Regions from separate parts of the Homo sapiens genome. Here region 2 is linked to region 1. A link is a contact called in ENCODE Hi-C or POLR2A ChIA-PET data. All regions are on one chromosome and are shown on one strand. The core of a region is the stretch at or near the end of the contact, and the rest is flanking DNA. Distances in the headings are between cores, read along the strand shown. Region 1 holds the start of LOC105373611 (a long non-coding RNA gene). Region 2 overlaps LOC105373611 (a long non-coding RNA gene).

Region 1 (7,384 bases), core at 1,394-3,893:
ACACCGGGCTGCTCTTACACCAAGAGCACCCCCTTGAGAGAGGCCTGCTCCCCACAGTTTGGCCAACACCACTGTCGTTTGACATGCCAAGGCCTCTAGTCCTGCTGGGTGTGAGGCAGCAGTGCCTCATCCTCCCTCTCAGGACTGGTGAGGTTAGCGGCTTTCTTCAGCTCATTGGCTGTTTGAGATGCCCTGTTGCTACCTGATATTTCACCTTTGAGCTCACACTGCCCTAGCCCTGTGGCCACCTGGGCTGCTCATGTGGGTCTCAGAGGAGCAATAAAGCCCAGGGCCGGCCGTGTGCCTGGTCATGGGTTTAGGGAGTTAGGGAGGGGCTATATCAGGGCAGAGCGCCTCTGACTTACCAACTGCACCTACCTCCTCCCCATGAGCCCCCAAGTGACCCTGTCCTACCGCAAGAGTGGATTCAGGTTTTGTGAGGCTAAAATCCCATGGCCCCACAATCCTGATGGGCTCTGAGTCCATCCAATCCATGTTCTATTTCTCCCCCATTACCCACTTTCCCTCTTGCTTGGGTCTCCGAAGGCCTAAAGACCAGGACACCACAATCACAAAGGGCCTGACATATCTGCTCCCTAGCCCTGCTGGTCCTTAGGAGACCTGAGTGCAAGAGCCCAGGAGGCTGGGTCAGCCCTGAGGCCAGCCAATTCCCTGGTGTCTGGCCATCCATACTGTCCAGGACCAGGACCCAGCCCAAGGAACTCACAGGAAATCAGGGACAGCTCGATGGTTTCTTGCAGCTGACTCACTCATGAGCGTATTTCCCAAAGCACATTCCACAAAAACTCACTTCTGTGATGTGTTAACATGAATTCATAAAATAAAAGCAGCTTGGCAGGCCTGTATTTGGAGGAAGTTTTTCATTGACCATGACGAGCATCAGGACCTCCCAGGACCTCTCCCTGTTCATGTGCCATCAGTCCCCTGTGTTTGCAGCACAGTGGGCAGCACCCCACAGCCCACCCTAACCACAGGGTCCCTGCCCGCCGCCCACCCTAACCACAGGGCCCCTGCCCGCCGCCCACGCAACTGCATCCTCCGGAATTATCATCTCAAGACAAAGACACACGCCCAGGGAAAGCCACGCAACAGGGTAGGACAGGGAAGCTTGCCCATCTGCCTCTGCTCCACCCAGAAAGGCTGGGCACTCTCTCAGCCACCACATGGATATCCCGTTCCCAGAGGCCTCAGGAACTGCTGTGCCCTGGAGTCGCCCTTCACATTCTACCCCAAATCCTCCCCAACTTCCTGGCCAGGCATCCTCTTTTGCAGCCTGCAGACAGACTGGCTTTGTTCCCAAGGTGTGTGTTCCCAAGACCTGAATGAAATGCCATGGGATGCTTAAACTAGACACAACATGCCTGCCACGCAGGACCCTGGCTAGATGTGGTATAACAGGGCCTGTGTCTCCCACGTGGGGCCCATGCAGGCCGCCCCCGCCCCCATCCAACTTCCTCACAGCTGGGAGCTCAGGATACTTCCAGACCTTTGTTTGTAGTTGCTGCTGTAAACGTGCTGCAATTTATTTGGGTTTTCTAGAATCCCTATGATTTTCGCTTGCTGCATCAAAACACACTTATAGCTATTATGACACTAGTAGTGGTAATAATCATGCAGGAAAAAATAACTTTATTCTCGCAAGCAAATTCTGTGGTCCCAACCTCCTTCCCCGCAATAAAACAAAACCCTGAAATTTCTAAGGGATTCAGCCACCAGAACATTGTCTTATACTGTCCCCACATCCAGTCTGTGGGATAGAAAAAGCAAAACAGGCCGGGCGCGGTGGCTCACGCCTGTCATCCCAGCACTTTGAGAGGCCAAGGCGGGTGGATCACGAGGTCAAGAGATCGAGACTAGCCTGGCCAACGTGATCAGCCTGGCCACTGCACCCCAGCCTGATGACAGAGCAAGACTCTGTCTCAAAAAAAAAAAAAAAAAAAAGAAAAAGAAAGAGAAAAAAGAAAAGGCAAAACAACACCTATCACATCCCATGAATCCCCCTCCCACACACTCCCTCCCCTGCAGGCCCAGTCCCCCCCGCCACGAAGCCCACAGCCTCAGAGGACAGGCTTTCCAGGACCCCGTCTCTACTGCACTGCCCACCCAGTCTCACTCATGAGCTGACTACACACATGCACATACACGCCCATGCATGCCTGCATACACATACATATAGGCACACGTGCACACAGTAGACGGGGAAGGAACTGCAAACTCCCCGACCATGGAGGCCGGGACCCTCCAGTCACCCCACCACCTCAGCCAGGGCCAGCTCAGTGCTGCCTGAGCCCCAGGACACACAGCTATCCCCCAGGGCCACACTCCTCATGCCCTTCTAGGCCCTGCTTTCAGGGTCCCCAGCCCAGCTCAGCGCAGAGGATATTCCAGAGTCGCTTTGCAGGTGGGATGGTGACAGGCTGATTCCAGGGATGCAGATCCACGGGCTCCTCAGCCTGCGAGCTTGGCCAGCTTAGGAAAGCCCTCTGCTTCCCAGTGCCTCCCAAAAAGTGCTCTCTCCCCATCAGGCCATGCGCCACAGTGAGAGCCACTGCCGTCCCCACACCCCGGAGGCCGAGCTCCTCCATTGAAGCCACTATGGCTCACCACACTGTAATGCATCTGTGACCATCCCCAGGCATCAGTGCCACCCTACGGGACAGGGAGGGGCAGGGTCTTGCACAGCAAACCAGGCAGTGCAGCAGAGCCAGCTACCTTGCTGTCCTGCCGCCAGCACCCATCCGTCCACCTGGCCAGGCCCCAGAGGCTAAAGTCAGGGTGCTCGGCCCAAGAACAGGCAGACTCCTTTATCGTGTGCCAGGGCGGGGGTAAAAAACCCTCACCATTTCCTGATGCATTATTTATCAGGAGCGCATTAACTGTGGGTGACATCACAGGCATTCGAAGGTAATTTGTGGAAAGTATTGTTAAAGCAATTGATTTGCAAATTCCTTGACAGGGAAACGGAGCACTGAGCAGGCAGAGATGTGACATGGAGCCCTTTTTTTAATGTATTTGGGGATAATTGATTGAAAGCTAAGCTGTGTAGCCAGTGAGAAAATGAGATTATTCTGTCTGTTATGCAAAGAAATCGTATATTGTGCAAAACAGCAGGCTGAGGAGCTGTCAGAGCAGCTGAGAGGCACTTGCTCCTGGGAAAGGCAGAGCATGATGTCTTCCTTTCCAAATCCAAACAAGTCCTCACCATTCCCCTAACCCCAGAAAGCTCTCACCACCAGCTCCTCCTGCATCGCCTCTCGCCCCTCCACCCAGCCCCACATCAGCCCTGGGCCTCAGCCTAGACCCCTCCCTTTCTCCACCCTATACTGGGATCGGTCAGTCAAGTCACTGGGTCCTGAAGATTCCAGCACCTTTGTCTGATCATCCATGCTCCTGTCCACAATCTGACTCCAGGGTGTGCCAAGGACACGAGGGCTTCTGGGGAGCCCATGAGAACACAGCACAGCCATGTGGATGGAGGTGTGCTGCAGGGATTGGGACTCCACCCTGCTTGGCTCTCAGCAGCCACTACCCTTCAACAGGATGGTTTCAGTCCCCCAGTAATCCACACTGTGCCTTCTTAGCCCACACAGCCAGCTGTACCTGCCCATCAGGACTCTCAGTGACTACTCAGAGCCTCTAGGACTACACAGAGCACCTTTGTGAGGCCACAGAGCCACGTGGCCTCCTCCCCTCTACTCCCTCCACACCTTCCTGCAGTCCAGCAGCATCAAACTGCCTCTGCATGTGCCAGCCTGGAGGCTGGAATGCCACCCACCCATGGTTTGTCCACCCAGAAGGCACATTTAGTCTCCAGGAGTAGTTCAAATGCCTCGTCCTCCAGGAAGCCTTCTCTGACTGCCCCAGGCAGCACCCCTTAGGTGCTCCTCCCTCCCTCTGAACACCAGTGTGTTCACTAGTGGGGCCCTCCCTTCCCTAGATTATGAGCTCACAGGTGGCTAAAAGGGTAAGTGCATGGCTGCAATGAATTAATGTATGCAAGAATGAATTAGGGAATGAATGAACCACTGCCCAAATCACATTGCTGGGTCCCTCATTTTCTCCCAACTCTAACAAAGCATGGGCACCCATGGGGGCTGTTGGTTTTGTTAGCTGTTCCCACTACTCTGAGCCAGAGGATCACCCGGTCCAGAGCTCCACTGGCGGGACGGTCCCACAGTCATGGGGAGGCCCGGTTCAAGAGAAATTTGGACCAACAGTCTGATCCCAGTCCACATATGAAAGCTGCATAATCTCAGCCACTTGGCTACCACCCTGAGCCTGTGGACAGGCCCAGTCAAACAAAAGTGCGCCTGGGGTTGGAACAATAGCTTAGCTCTGCCTCCCACACATCTGTAACCCTGGGCAGATCACTCGGCCTCACCGAGCCTCAGTCTTCACGTCTGCCAGATGGAGATCACATTAGTGCCAACCCGTAAGGCTGTTGTGAGGGTTACAGCCACGGTGCCTAGGTCTCACCAGGCCCTCACTAGAGGTAGAAATGCTTGCTGGACCACCTCATCCCAGTGCCTTTATTTATGTGATTACACTGAAAGTTCCCATCAACTTGATTTAGGATTTTCCTGCCCATTTTCTGTATTAGGAAATGGAGGCTCCTGGAGTTGCTCAAGAATACCTGCTAATAGTGGTGGGGATCTGGCCACACCTGGCCATGTCAGTACCCAGTACCATTCTCCCCTGGAAAGCAGGAGGCAGGAGCTGACCCTTCAGCAGGGAGGGAGGTTGCCGGACAGCAAGGCCTGCTGGCCTTCTCCCAGAGCCCCAGCACAGCCACCACGGGGGCCCCTGACCAGCCAGGGGTCGAGCCGTAACCCCATCACCTTCAAATACCTGGTTTTTCCAGCAGACTCCACAGCTCCGCACAGCAAGCTTGACCCTAGGGGAGGAAGGAAAGAGGCCTCACACCATAGGGCCACTAAATATCAGAGTTTGTCTAGGACTGAGGGGATTTCCAGACACAGGACCTACCTTGAAAAACCAGGAAAGCCCCAGACGGACCAGTACAAGCTGGTCACTTGTCACCATAGTCCCACCTTTAAAGAGCTAGAAAATGCATAATGGTCTATTCAAAATATTTTGGCAACAGAGACACACAAGGTCAGGCCAATTCATTTTATATAAGTTGACATTTTTTTAAGACGATGTCTGGGGAAGCAGAAAAGAAAGTTTCTGACCACCCCCTCACCCCGACTCCTGTTCCCAATGGGTCAGCTCACCCACTACAGGCAACAGCCAAATCTCATCTTCAGTTCATTTTAACACCAGCTCCTGCTCCCAGCCAGGCCTGGTGCCAGGCAGACAGCATTCAAAGGTGACCAAATCACAGCCCTTCCCATCCCAAGGAGCCTCCAGGACAGAGGGCAAAGATGAATTGCAACAACATACAGTAAAGGCAGGACTGAGAGACACAGCAGATGGAGGGAAGGTCAGGGAGGGCTTCCTGGAGGAGGAGACAGCTCCTTCACATGAGCTGTAAGGAGGAATTAGCAAAGTGGCAAGCAAGCTAGGGTGGGTGTTCTAGTCCTAGAACAGCATGGGCAAGGCCCAGAGGTGTGGCAGAGTATGGCCCAGTCTAGGGATCGCTAATGTGACTGAAGAACCTGGCAAAATGAGGGGGAGAGAAGGGACAAAGACAGAGGAGTAGATGGGCTACACCCAGGAGACCTTTTAAAGTTTGGACTTGATTTGGGTATTCATAGGGAGCTACTGAAGAACTTTAGGGGAGTCAAGTTTAAGGCTCCCAGGACATTGGGTTTGAGCTAAAAGTCCAACTGCATCAGATGACCAGTGAAAACACCAAGGCCCAGAGAGGGCAGGAAATCACCCAAGGTCACACAGCAGAAGGACTCGGTGGGGAAAAGGCAGACCTTGCCCCCACGCCTTCTGCCTTCAGCAGTATGGTCTAATGAAATGAACCATCTCACCTAACCCTCCCTCCTCACACCTATGCCAGCTCCAGCCCCTGATTTATGAACATGCCTGTTTAACAAACCTCATTTTAAGGTATCCTGCAAGTTTGGATAATCTTCATTTCTTCTCCCTGATAATCTTCTGAATTCCTCTGAGAAGGGTTGAATACGCAAATCACCCAGGTAGTTCAAACAAGGGATAATCTTTCATTTATTTACTTTAATCCTGAATTCTGTTCTCTTCATTTAGAATTTGAGATTTGAGATGAGATAAGAAAAAAGCATTAACTGCCTTGACCCCAAAGGAAGTCTCCCACAGATCTTTATCATTTCAGGACTCTAGGGAATCCAGTGACCTTGCACACAGCCTTCCCAACCCTAAGCCTCCAAAGCTCAGTCCCAGCGGCACCGCTCCCTTCTGCACCCCGTCAAATCCCTGGGCCAGTCCATCTCCACCCAGCCCAACTCCAGGCCCATGAGCAACAGACCTTGGGCTGAGCTTGCAGAAGTAAAAGGAAATAAAATGGCCCCTGTGACAAGGACCTCAGAGTGTCTCCCCATATTGTGGGCGCACATACGGGTGAAGAGTGAGGTAGGCGCAATAGCAAAGACAGGGGCAGATGGCACAGAAGAGAGAGAAGGATCATCTCAGCCTGGGCCATCAAAAGAGGGAAGCTCTGTGGGAGCTGAAGATGATGGACCCGGTGTGAAAGAGAAGCCCACAGCCCTGTAAGCAGAGAGAAGCCCTCTCGCGTCCCAGCCCCAGCGGCTGATGAGGGCCTCTGTGCTCTGGGAGAGTACAGGAACCACATCTGCCTCTGGGGCAGGGAACGGGAGGTGCCTTGCCTGATTTGGGCCAGCGTAATAGCCACCTGATTGAGTTCTCTCACCCACCTCAAAGGAATTCTCTCATGCAGTGGTTTCAAAACCAGGCTGCATTCTAGTTCAAAACCAGGCTGCATTCTAGTTCTGTGTGAGATGGGGCAGACACATTTCTCCGTATTCCTCCCACAAAGCACAACTGAAAACCCCGGGCATTATATATAAGCCAAATATAAGAAGACTCTGGAAGGTGGAAAGAAGAAAGTTGACCAGTTACAAACTTTAAGGAATAATGTGGCAGTGAGTTCCCAAGGTTTTGTTTTAGCCACATATATTCCGGATTGGGTGCTGGAGAAGCTGGTGACCTAGGATCATCAACAGGTACAGTTGAACAAAGCCCTAAGAAAAGCCAGCTCTCAGCTGGGAGCAGTGGCTCACGCCTGTAATCCCAGCACTTTGAGAGGTTGAGGTGGGTGGATCACCTGAGGTCAGGAGCTTGAGACCAGCCTGACCAACATGGTGAAACCCCGTCTCTACTAAAAATACAAAAATTAGCTGGGTGTGGTGGCACGCACCTTGGAGGCCCAGCTACTCGGGAGGCTGAAGTGGAAGGA
Region 2 (7,384 bases), core at 2,494-4,993, 34 kb before region 1:
GGCCCAGGCCAGATGGGCTCTCTTTGAGAGCTCTGCAGGCCTGAGGGACTGGGAGCAGATGGTGCCACTGCCAGGCAGAGGGGCCAGACTGCTGCACAAACCCAGCGCTCATCTGAGGACACAGAGTGATTCCTGCATCCGAGTGTCCTCACGAGAGCACCATGCACAGGGCAGCTTCTTGGGAAGACAGAGCAGGAAAGGGATTGTGCTAGGGAGCTTTGGGCCTCCTGGAAATGCAGTCATGTGGTGAGGGAAGGGCCAGAGGAGGGGAGGCAAGGAAGAGAATTGGGGAGTCACTGACGGTCATGCAGCTTCATGCTCACACCAGGGCCTGCCTGCCAGGAAAACTCCCCAGTGCCCCAGGAACAGCCCAGCGAGGTCCTAACTGCAGAAGCAGGGGGCTGCACAGACACAGGAGGGTAGACTCTGGGGAGTTAGGCTGGTCACCCTAGGGCCACACTGACTGCATCATTCAGCAATGCCAGCCTCAGCCAAAAGCAAATGTCTGCCCAAGGCTCCCAGACAGTGTTCAGTTATTCCTCACTCATCTCATGAACTAGGGTCAGGCACCAGCAGCATCGAAACCTGCCCCAAGATGGCCACTGGATGAGGCGTTGGAAGCCCACCCTGCACCCGCTACTTTCTGCCATCCTGTGTTCCCCTGAACTCTCCAGCACCAGACCTCAGATGAAGCCCCATGCAGAGCTGCTGCACGCCAGGCCGGCGGGACCTCACGCCCCCCCCGGCAGCATCCGCAGGAGCGTCAGAGGCATGTGAACCAGAGCAACTCCATCTTGAATAGGGGCTGGGTAAAATAAGGCTGAGATCTACTGGGCTGCATTCCCAGATGGTTAGGCATTCTAAGTCACAGGATGAGATAGGAGGTCAGCACAAAATACAGGTCATAAAGACCTTGCTGATAAAACAGGCTGCAGTACAGAAGCCGGCCAAAACCCTCCAAAAGCAAGATGGTGAAGAGAGTGACCTCTGGTCATCCTCACTGCCACACTCCCATCAGCGCAATGACAGTTTACAAATGCCATGGCAACGCCAGGAAGTTACCCTGAATGGTTTCAAAAGGGGAGGCATGAATAATCCACCCCGTGTTTAGCATATCATCAAGAAATATCCACAAAAATGGGCAACCAGCAGCCCTCAGGGCTGCCCTGCCTATGAAGTAGCCATTCTTTATTCCTTTACTTACTTAATAAACTTGCTTTCACTTCACCCCAAATTCCTTCTTGTGCAAGATTCAAGAACCCTCTCTTGGGGTCTGGATCGGGACCCCTTTCCGGTAACAGGAGGGTGCCAGCTAAGTCAGCAGGTTACTACTCCGACTACACATGAGAGGCCGCAGGGGCCACAAGAATCTTGACTTGCTCTTGCTGGCAAATCACCCAGTAGGCACTAGACCCAGCCAGGCCACCTCAGCAGAGAAGGGAAGGCCCCGGGCCGGCAGCTACTGCACTTTTTCCTGCACTGCTTCTATCAGGGAACCAGAGCAGGGGTGTGGGGAGCGCCGGCCCGACTCCACTCCGGAAATGGAGAAAGTCCTCTGAAAAAAGATCCTCCTCCTGACTTGGGTTTGCCCCCAAGGAGGCTCTAACTCCTGAGCCTCTTCCTCTGCACCCCCAGGGCCCACCTACTCCACTAAGATAACTTCTGCTTTTTACAAAGCAAAATTCCAAGAATAGGGCATGCTTTTGTAGCCTGCTTTTTTGTGTTAATTCATAGGTTTAGTAAACCTTTCCCTGGCTGCCTCACCTTCATTCTAATCAGCTGCCCACATTACACAGTGATTCCCAAGGGCAAAAAGAAAAGAAAAAAGTAAATAATGCAAAAACTCACTGTAAGGAAAGGAAAAATGTAAATAACTCATAAACTCACTGTTCCCACATTGGTCTAGTACTTCCTCCAGCCTTTTTTCTCTGCCTAACTTCTATTTGTTTACAAAGCAAAATTTGCAAGAAGTGGGGGGCGGGGCACGGGCCATTTTGTAGCCTGCTCTTTGTACTTAAGCTTCTAGGACGAGCATTTTATCACGTGGATTCATATGTTTAGTAAACCTTTGAATGGCTGAGGGGCATTCATTCCAATCACTCCATAATTTAGACAGCCACTCCCCTAAAGAGGACCTTAAGTAGTTGCCAATTTGGGGCCACATAACTAAAGCCTCAGGGCCTCTCTGGGAAGGAACCATGGTTTGCAGATTCAAGGGCACCCCAGGGCAGATTCTCACCCGGGGCCTTCCCCTCAAAGCCCCTGCTCACCTTGGCCTGCGCCTTTTCTGGAGGAGACCCAGGAATCCCCCCTCCAGTTCCTTCTTGCTCCCTGGAGCAAACTGCCCTCAGGAGGTGCTTTCCCCCACCCCCAGCCTCAGCCTCAGCTCCCACTCTGCGCCCCTGGGCAGTTGGGGGGCTCTTGCTCTCTGTGTGAGAAGGTCACCTTGTCCATGAAATGGACTGCTAATGAGTTGGTTACTGGGTAGGGGAGAACCGAGATAAGGACTGGGGAGCAGGAAGGGGAACGCCCAAGAGAGGGCTCAAGGCAAAATCTAGCAGCTCCCTGCCCAGGCCTCAGCCAGGCTGCGTTCACACACCCCTCGTCAGTGCCCACCAGCAGCACCCAGCTACAGAAGGCCCCTCCAGACTGTGAACCCCAAGCACAGAGGAGCAGGGAATGTCAGGGAAATTCAAGAGACAGAAAAACAGCAAAGACCACAGACAGCAGGAAGAGCACTAGGAAGATAATGAGAGGGGCTGAGGGCCTGGCTGGAGGGGCCCCCGGTGCCACCCTGTGATGGCTGAACTGACCAAGGGGTCAGTGGCGTCCCCTGGACGGCTCCCTGGGACTCACCAGGCTTCCGACTGGGATGGAGTTGCCACCACTGCAGGCCTGGGTGGCCCTGCCTATGGGGAGAGGCGCAGGTGGCCTTTCCTGAACCACACCCCAGGGCTCAGGGCAGCGAGACAGGAGCTGCTTGGAGAGAGGTCAACGCGTGGCCCAGCACGTGGTCCAGCCCTGGGAGGTGGTGCTCCTCGGTGGCCTCTGCCCGTCTCCGCACCTCTGAAGGCTGCTCCCACTCCTGCCGCCTCTGCCTTTGGCACCACAGCCTCTGTTCCCAGCTCTCCAGGCTCCACTTCCTGGAACCTGCCTGGCCCAGCCAGGGGCAGCCCCAACAGCAGCAGCCTAGGCAGTGGACACACTCAGAAGGGGACAGATGAGCGACGCAGTCATGACGGGTGTACCAGGCTGAGGCCATGGGCCCCGAGGACCAGCACCAAGGGCTGGGAACTCGCACAGCTGCCCGCCAAGGGGCTGCCCAGCCGGACGGGCTGTGCTCAAGGGTAGGCAGGCAGGGCAGGGACAGGCAGGACACAGGGCCCAGCAGGCCCCATGACCGTGCACTAGCTCCACACAGCTGAACAAGCTCCTGAGGCTGTGGCCATGTGGGCATCTCTGGAGCTGGCCAGAGCCCAAGGGGAGGGGAAAGGCAAAGGAAGCAGGTGCCGGATGAGAACTGGTGGGACCCACGTGCCAGCATCTGATGGGCTCCCCTGGGGCCCATGAGTACCGGGCAAGGAAGGCTGGGGTGGAGGGGGGGGCACATCCAAGGGATCCTGAGGAGCAGTAAAGTCCCAGTGGTCACCAGGCTGCTGGGAGGGCTGCCGGCCACTGTGGGGTCTGCTTCAGCTGCAGAGCTGCCAGCCAAGGCCGCCTCCCCAGGCAGCCCACACCCAAGGGCCTTCTTCACCCACCAGGGGAAGCCTCTGTGGGCCACTTTGCCCACTGCTCCCTGGCCATCAGCCAAGGCTAAAATAGTTCTGCTTGGCATCCCAACTTACCCCTCCCCGCCCCTGCTCAATGCCAAGATAATTCCCTAAAGTCGTCCTGCCCAGTACACCCTCTCAGAATCTGCTTCCTGGAGCCGCTGTGTGACCATCACCATCAAGTCCCAGGAATGCAGCAGGGCTGCTGCCCAGCCTCCCCTCTCCCCTTCTGACCTCAGCTGCCCTCTTCCTCCACCAGGACTTCCGCAGCTCCCCAAGGATTCTGTGCCCATGGCCATCTGGGTGGGGCCCGCTCCTTGCTCACTGGGGCCGTCCTCCTATGCCCTGCCTCCCTGAAGCCTCTGCTTGCTGCGCTGCACTGTCTTGAGGCCGACCAGGAGTCTCCTCTGCACAGTGCCTCTGAGTTTGCTCCCTTGATCCAGGGCAGGACCACTGTGGCTTGGAACAAGGCTTGCAGGGAGCCACTGACAGTTGCTAGGGGCTTCGATTTTGAATTCATGGGGCTACTCCAGCTTGGGGATTTCTCACTGGTGAGACTCAGAAGTGGGGCAACCAAGGACCCAGCTGGAGTGTCATTCCTGGTTGTCCCCATGGTGGGACCCCCACCTCATAGGAATGAAGCCACAAAGCACAAAAATGCCACAAAAGAAGGGAAGGGTCACTGGACAGAGTGGAGGTGGCCCCAAACCACCTTCCTGGGGGAGGTGCAGGGTCCAGCCTGGGACAAGCGTGCACAGCCTACCTTGCTGTGACATGGGGAAAGCCGTGGTGGGGGGCAGCAGGTGACCACGCAGGAGCACCCAGGCATTCGGCCAGGCAAGCTCATGGCTGCCCCCACACATGCAGCTGTGATCAGCATGAACGTGCCAAGTGTCCTGGTCACCTCGGGCTGCCAGAACAAAGTGCCACACACCAGGTGGCTTCAACACCCCAGCTTTGCTGTCTCACAGCTGTAGAGGCCAGGAGTCCAAAATCAAGGTGCCCTCTGAGGGCTGTGAGGGAAGGCTCTGTCCCCGGCCTCTCCCTGTGTCTTGCAGATGTCCTGTGTCTTCGCGTCACCTCCCTGTGTGTGTCCTCATCTCCTCTTGTAAAGACTCCAGTGGTTGGATTAGGCCTCATTTTACCTTGACCACCTGTGTAAGGACCCTAGGTCCAAATAAGGTCACTTTCTGAGTTCCTGGGGTGAGGACTTTAGTAAAGGAGTTTCGGGGGACAAGCACAAGTCAGCCCACACCACCAAGTGCTGGCTGACACGTGTGCCTCACCACATCAAGGAAGGCGTGGCCGAGAAGCTGGAAAGCCTGCTGGGGGCTCCTGCTCAACCTCAGGGTTACTGGCCGCCAGCTCCACACAGCTACCCGGGAGGCAGCAGCGGAGGAGAGAGAGGCCTGGAACCCACAGGCCCTGCAGCCCTCCTGTCAGTCATCAGCTCACTCCCTGCCTGCTTTAGGCTCTAAAATAATACATTGATTTTTGAGCCAAGGCTAACTTTAGTTACCAGTGATGCTGCTAACAGGGGAAAAATAAGTCATCGTCATTAGAATTGAATCTGAATGAATGAGCTAGCCTGTGTCTCACTGGGATTCGGGCTGCTGCTTTTTTTTTATTGTCACAGTTTGCTGACATGGTTCTTTCTAATTTGAAGCAGCCTGAAAGAAACCCTTTACCAAACATGACACATTACCATTTGGGAAATATTAAAGGAATTGATCATTCTGCTTATCTGCTGCTATTTTACAAACCATCCCAAGATGTAGTGGCTTAAAACACACCATACGATCAGATCTCACTGTCCAGGGGCTCAGAGTTGGAGCAGGACTCATCTGGGCGATTCTTCTGCTTGGTGTGACGTGACGTTGGGCGATGGAGGTCGTTCTGTGGCGCTCAGCCTGCAGCACAGCTGGCCTGGAGGTCCAGAACGTGCCTACTCTCATACCCGGCACATGGGTGGGGATGGCGGGCCCCCATCCCTCTTCTGTTGATCTTGGGCCTCTCCACAGGGCAGTCGAGCTTCTGACACAGTGGCTCAGGGCCCCAGGAACCAGTGGTCCAGACAGAAGTGCTGGGAGCCCAGGCCCGAGCCTGACCCCAGAGACGGGGAAGGGCTCAGGCCCCTTCGTTGTGGGCAGAGCGTTTTGGAGAGGAACAGAGGGAATCACAGTGGACAGGCAGCTGTCCTGCCCCCTGAGGTTTGGAGCCAAGGTGCTCAGCTTGCAAAGCACCCCAGACTCTGAGGAGATTTGGCACAATGCTCACTCACACACACAGGCACACATGCATGCACTCCATCATACATACACCCACTCATGCTCACACCTCACACTCCAACTTGCCCCGTGCACGGGCTCTCTCTCATATGCAGGTGTCCACACTCACACCTACACCTCATGTCCACATTCACACCTACACCTCATGCCCACACTCATACACACACGATCACATTCACACACTCACACACCCACTTGTGCAACACGAAGTGGCAGACCCCTGTAGGACAGTCACGGAACCGTGTGGAGAGCAGCCGTGTCCTCGGGAGTGGTTAGCGGACGGCCTCTGCGGACCAGGCTGCGCTCCACACTGGGGGGTGGCACGGGGTGGCGGGGGACGGAGATGGGCACCAGGAGGTGGGTGCCAGGAGATGGGTACCAGGAGACGAGCACCAGGAGGCAGTGCCAGTCCAGGTGCCCACAGCCCCTGCTCTTCAGGATTTTGCTTCACAATGTACGGACATGAAGCCACCAGCACCAGATGCACACACTGACACCCGCAGGACATCCATCCAGCAAAGGGTCTTGTTTAACCCTATAGTGGGTTTTTTGTTTGTTAATTACTTATCAACATTTGAAACTCAGTAAATACCATATAAAATGAGGGGGGTTTCTGACTTCTCTTGAAAAACTTGAAGACCAGAAGGCCGGGCGCAGTGGCTCACACCTGTAATCCTAGCACTTTAGGAGGCCAAGGCGGGCAGATCACCTGAGGTCAGGAGTTTGAGACCAGCCTGACCAACATGGAGAAACCCCATCTCTACTAAAAAAAAATTAGCCAGGTATGGTGGCACCTGCCTGTAATCCCAGCTCCTCGGGAGGTTCAGGCTGAGAATCACTTGAACCCGGGAGGCAGAGGTTGCGGTGAGCCAAGATCGCGCCATTGCACTCCAGCCTGGGCAACAAAGCGAAACTCTATCTCAGAAAAAAAAAGAAAAAAGAAAGAAAAACTAAAAGACCTAGGAACTCATGTGATGCCGGCCTGCCCAGCCACCCACAGCAGCCAGCCCCAGCCCCTGGCTGCCTTTCCAGCCCACCAGTGCCTGCAGCAGATGACCTCCATGTCATACAACATCAGCTCTTGGAAGTCATCTGCCTCAACCCTCATTTCCTGCCACACGGACCACTGAGCTCAGAGCTCCTCAGGCGGGGCCGGGGACGCCTGCCCAGCACCACTCCCGTCCTCCACTCTCCCCTCCTCCAGGCCTCGCCTGGCTTCAGGCCCCTGGTAGATGCCCTATAAAGCCCCAGGGACTTGACCGAGGGGACAAAAACCCAGGTTCTCCAGACTCCAAGAACTGGCTCAGCTGGTGGACGCAGGTCTGC

What was found. Hi-C counts contacts between places; a loop is a spot of excess contacts on that map. ChIA-PET counts read pairs that join two places held with the same protein, here RNA polymerase II (POLR2A). Pooled maps may share reads with other maps.
Region 2: POLR2A ChIA-PET joins it to region 1 with 11 read pairs in AG04449. The contact joins two enhancer-like sites. A Hi-C loop is called at or near these places in 1 of 168 maps with a recorded cell type or tissue (endothelial cell of umbilical vein) and 1 of 50 pooled maps. POLR2A ChIA-PET finds 5 or more read pairs at or near these places in 3 of 52 experiments (AG04449, SK-N-SH and T-cell).

The regions. Positions count from the first base shown.
Region 1 is chr2:128,402,475-128,409,858 of GRCh38, reverse strand. LOC105373611 (a long non-coding RNA gene) reads right to left here and starts at 7,256. Exons shown (of 3, transcript XR_923318.2): 1 at 4,870-7,256. RefSeq lists enhancers at 1-762, 763-1,760. Within about 2 kb of position 2,643, at least 5 of the 41 ENCODE cell types and tissues checked have a DNase peak (open chromatin) inside an H3K27ac peak, as active enhancers do.
Region 2 is chr2:128,437,195-128,444,578 of GRCh38, reverse strand. All of the region lies in intron 1 of LOC105373611 (a long non-coding RNA gene), which reads right to left. Among named protein-coding and RNA genes, the nearest start is that of HS6ST1, 120 kb to the right of the region's middle. RefSeq lists enhancers at 5,302-5,802, 5,803-6,303. Within about 2 kb of position 3,743, at least 4 of the 41 ENCODE cell types and tissues checked have a DNase peak (open chromatin) inside an H3K27ac peak, as active enhancers do.